Linked DNA regions of Homo sapiens: region 2 is linked to region 1. Evidence: chromatin loops called from intact Hi-C (ENCODE). Cell type or tissue: heart left ventricle. All regions are shown on one strand.

Region 1 (2,500 bases):
TTCATCTTAGCCTTCCAGATAAACCCTCAGGAGGTTGGAATAATAATGCTATAGCCATCATAATATAGATATTGCTTTGTTTATATTATTAATTGGCAATTGTTATTCATATTGAGGAATACCAATATATTGAGATCATTACAAGGAACAAATTTTCTCAAAAATTGAAAAATAAATTCAATCCCTTTGAAATACTTAAGTAGATGAGAACCACTGAGAGTCTTTATGGTGAACAGAAGGTTTTGTAGGAAGAAATCTGGAGAAAAAAAATCATCAGAATGAACCAGAAATAGGGAAAAGGAGACAGGATAGATGCCTATTTTTGGAAAAAGGAGGAACAAGGAAGACAAAGAGATATGAAGAAAGCAAATATCTCTTCTTCAACATTATTAGAAAGATGGTAGGTTGTTGTTTTAAATACGCAATTGCAAGTGCAAGAATGGAATTTATATTCTCAATGTGAAATTTCGAAGTCATTATTAAGAGAAAGAGATTGCGTAACTACTGCAGGTCAGGCTAGGAAGTCAGACATATCGAGTATGCTGATCAACCTGGTGTCATTTTGGAAAATCTCTTCTTCATGTGGAAAGAAGCAAGATGTCACACACTTGATTTGAATAGAGAAATATAACTCTGCTTGAACAGGGTGTGAATGGTTATTCTTTCTTCTTTCAGATCCTTGGGTTATTCACTCTTCAAACCACTATTATTTGGCTTCTATAAGTAAGGAACCGGTACATTGGTGTTTTTAGGGTTAGCTTCTATAATCCATTTTCAGAAAAAAAAAAAAAACCTATTTCAATGGAGATCAAGTGCTGTATACTTTGTAAAAACATCTTCACTCTTCAATCGCCCTCCCTCAAACCAGAAGCAGTGTCTGAATAATTCCTTTAAGTAAATTATAACCTAGCCCAGTTTTGATCAGATAAAGGCAATCATGACATTGTGGTACCTCCACTAGATGGCAGCAGCAGGCATGAGTGTGGCCCGTGAAGTGCTGGGTCACCAGGGATTTAAAAAACAAAAAAGAAACTTAAAAAGGAAAGGCAGGAGAATTTCAGCAGCAGAATCTTAGACAGAGGCCTGGAAACATACAAGATTCAAGATGAAAAAGGACAGAAACAAAGGACTAGAAACAGAAAACAATCACTAGAACTTGTGCTGTTAGGGCTGCTGAAGTTGGAGCTGACAAAGTATGTGAAGAGTCCCCCAAGTCTGGCCAAATTCACTCTGCCCTGTGTGGAGGAGCTGCCTGGAGTTGGGACATGCTTAGCAGGACTTCTCTGAGATGTTGCAAAGCAGAGGGGATGGGGCCGGCAACTGGCCCATGAAAACACGTGAATAATCAATGCAGGCACAGCTTTTCTCCCCTCTGTACTACCCATCATGCTAAACGTCTAGGACTCACCTAGCTGTGGCATCCTATGGAGTCCCCTTTCTTACAGAAACCTCACAGTGCCATCCTTTCCTAACTACAGAGTTTGGATCTCTTAACCAAACCAGAACACTTTGGAGTGAAACTATTGTGGTTAATAATCATGCCTGAACATCAAGCACAACTCAGGTTGTTTGGGCAAATAGAGATGTGTGGAGATCCAGTTCCTCACTTTCCTTCATGACAACTTTTAAAGCTCTCAGAGCCCTGGTAAGTAGATGAACTGAACTTGCCTTTTCATTATCTCTTCTCCACTCAAGGGTGCCTGGCACAGAGTAAGCAAACACTCTATAAATAGAGCTTGTGAAGTGAATGAGTAATGGTGGCTGATGCTGTCTTCGCATCTTCAAAAGACATTTGGTCCAATCTCCAAATTGTATGATTTTACAAATGTGGAAAACTAAGATTCAGAGAGGTTAAGTGACTTGTTCAGTATCAATATAGCAGTAAGTAGCAGAAACAGGCTAGCTCCTGACTCCTACACAAGTATTTTTCCATATCAGTGTTTCAATAGGGATCTTAGAATGAGTGGGCAACATAACTCAAACTAACAATTCAGTATCTTTGCCCTGTGTGAGTCAAGAACTTAAAGGAAGAATACATTACAAATCATTCATCCAAGAGGAGACATTATGACATGATGCTCTGGAGAGGGCACCAAAGCAAGTGTGCAGGAGACAGACATGGAGGATAGATAACAAAAAGGCGAGTTCAGTTCATCTACTTACCAGGGCTCTGAGAGCCTGAAAAGTTGCCATGAAGAAAAACGAGGAACTGGGGAAAGTGTCTCTCCAGGCAGGGTTGACCTGGAGAGATTATGACCTATCTAAAAGGTATCGGGGCCAGGCACAGTGCCTCACTCTTGTAATCCCAGCACTCTAGGAGGCCAAGGCAGGAGGATCACTTGAGGCCAGGTGTTTGAGACCAGCCTGGCCAACATAGCAAGATAACATCTCTACAAAAAACAATTTTTAAAAAATTAGCTAGGCATGGTGACATGTGCCTCATAGTATTAAATACTTGGGAGGCTGAGGTGGGAAAATTGCTTGAGGCCAGGAGTTCAAA
Region 2 (2,500 bases), 430 kb after region 1:
GGGCAGCCGCTCGGAATGCACAGCCCGGCTGAGACAAGACTCAGCAGCAGCTTCCCAGGCAAGGGCAAGGCCAAATATTAGGTCTGTTTGCAGTCCTGAGAAAAGGAAGGAAAATGCCACTGTTCCATCCAACAGGGACTTTCAAGGCAAGATGGGCCCAAAGGTGCCATGTACACAGTGTTAATTCGTAAGTGGAATGTCACTATGTCACTCAGGAAATCTGAAAGCTGTCTTCTGAGATGGCTGTTCAGAAGGTCCCACAATTCCTTAAGAGGAGTCCTTTCTGCCTGATTCCTGTTTTTCTCCCCACTCTGGCTCCCAGCTCCTGGTCTTCTTCTAATAACTCTGAACCGCTGCTCAGCCTCCCTGGCTCCCCATCCCATATAATCAATACACAAGAGGGACTCCAGAGGCAGACACGGAGGAGGTGCAGTGGGCCAGTGGCAGACACTAAGCGCCCTGGAGCTGACCTGGATGGGGACAGTGGAAAGGACATGCTCTTCAGAAGAGCTTGCCTCAAAAGTGAGAGAGCTAAACGGAGAGAGGGGGACTAGTTTAGGAGTCCCCTGAGGGCCCCAAACTCAGACAGCAAATGATCTAAGAAGAGGGAAAGATTAAGAGAGGTAGGCGGGCATGAAGGCACTCCTAATGGAATATTCAATATCCTGAGAAATGCATTTTCGGCCCTGCACTTCCAGGGACTAAAAGCCAGTAATGGCTTTGGAGTCTGCACTTCCTCTCCCTAATGTCCAGAGGCGCTTTAATGCTGCAGCCAATCGATCAGCCTTCTCCGGTGAAGGCGACGAGTGGAGTGCAAAAGCTTCCTACTTGTGGCCAAAATCCACCCAGCCTCCTCTGCACACCCCAAAGGAGTGACATACAACTTTGAACTGGCAGGATTTGTCTCTTAAAGTGCCGGAGAGGAGGAAAGGAAGGAGCCCAGAGGCGTCCGGAGAAACAGCCTACCCTCACCCCTCCGCCTTCTTCATCCCAACTTTTCCAGGGAGGGACTCAGGGGAAAACAAAAAGGGAGGGCGCACTATCCACCTTGGGACAGGGCTGACGAGCAGCCTCAAATCTGCTTCAGGTGCAAGGTCACTGAGCGGACTCCAAACCTAGAGCAGCCTTAGGTGTTGAACTTCTGGAAGAGGCACAATCAGAGCAAAGAAACGTCCAGAAGGTGGGGTTTCTTTGCAATGTCTTGCTGACATCACAGCTGCCTTGAAAGTGACCCTGTGAATAAACCTCTCCCCTCCTCGCCCCCACGCTCCAGGCTGGATCCCTGCCCTAGAGACAAGCCCCTGTCCCGCCTCTCCCTGTCCCCGCATCCGCCAGCAGAGCTCGGGTTCTGGGCAAGTTCAGTCCCTAAGTTGAGCCCAACCCTGTCCAGCCTCCAGTCGCCCCTCCCTAGGAGGCTCGGACAGCCCCACTGAGCATGTCCAGTGGCCTGAGTCCGGGGGGTCGCCGCTGGGAAGCTCTCCAGGCCCCTGGATGGGCAGGGTTGGGTCCCTGCGTGGACGCTCCCAGCGGGGCGCACGAAGGACAGCCGCGCGACTGCAGCCATGTGTGGAGGGCACAAGTTAGCCCGCGCGAGTAAACTTTCCGCGGTCCTCCTCCCCACCCCCACGCCACAGGGGCGCGTCTCCCCGTGCAGCTCGCCTTTCCCAGCCCGGCGGAGACAAGCACAGCACGTGATGGGCAGAAATAAAAATAAACACTTCCCATTCCCGGGCCGCGGGGCCACCCCCACTCCGCGCGCCGCAGCGAGCAGGGGGCGCCCTGGGCCGACCCGCCCCCGCCGCCGCGGCCAGAGCCCCCAGCCTCTGCGCCGCGGGCCGGGACGAGCGCCCGGGCCCACGGCCTCCGCGCCTACCTTTCGGACTTGGTGAACTTCCGGAATGCCTGTCGGAGGTCGTGGAAGGACCTGTACGTCTGCGGCTCGGCCGAGATGCCCTGCGCCCGGGTGGTCCGGGGGCCGATGTGGGTCGAGGGCACTGGGAGCACCGACTGGCATTTGTGGAGTTTCCTCTTCAGCTCCTGAATTTCTTCCTCCTTCTCTGACAGCCGCTTCTCCAGCTCTTTGATCCTCTCCTCCTTGAGCATGAGAATCTTGGCAAAGTCTTCCTCTAGCTCGCTCATTTTTTCACTGAGCCCCTCCGCGAAACTTTTTCTCGGGCGGCGGCGGCGGCGGCGGCGGCGGCGGCGGCTGGGACGGCAGCCGGCAGCGGAGAGCGCGGGTGAGCGAGTGAATGGGCGCTAAGTACTCGAGCGCGGCGGAGTGCGCCCCTAATGCGGCGCGGGGAGCCTCCTGCTTCGATCCGCTTCTGCTGAATGGACTAAAAGCACCGAGGGGAGGATGAGAAGTCTAAAAGCGATGGAGAGGAGAGGCAGAGTGCTAATCTCCAGCCTCTCTGGGGAGTAGGTGATTATCTTTCATTGAGAAACCAATTAGAGCTGCCCTTCCTCCCCTGAGACCCCCTCCCTCGTCCCCCTCTCCTAG

What was found. A loop is a pair of places that touch in the nucleus more often than their neighbours do. Peaks named below come from ENCODE experiments on the same cell type or tissue, not always from the same donor. Only the 100,000 strongest peaks of a DNase experiment are listed, where the experiment ranks them.
Region 2: it touches region 1 in a loop (3-fold over the local background); 17 of 110 quality-filtered maps call a loop at or near these places.

Annotation. Positions count from the first base shown.
Region 1 is chr10:51,421,254-51,423,753 of GRCh38, reverse strand. The region is part of intron 2 of PRKG1 (protein kinase cGMP-dependent 1); the gene reads right to left. Among named protein-coding and RNA genes, the nearest start is that of MIR605, 120 kb to the right of the region's middle. In heart left ventricle, a CTCF peak has its summit at 962 (motif pointing right); a DNase peak (open chromatin) is centred at 983; H3K27ac peaks cover 1,516 bases.
Region 2 is chr10:50,991,018-50,993,517 of GRCh38, reverse strand. It overlaps a transcript of PRKG1 not described here. Among named protein-coding and RNA genes, the nearest start is that of PRKG1, 82 kb to the left of the region's middle. RefSeq lists an enhancer at 1,055-1,555. In heart left ventricle, no CTCF peak of the experiment used is centred here; a DNase peak (open chromatin) is centred at 1,497; H3K4me3 peaks cover 2,500 bases; H3K27ac peaks cover 2,500 bases.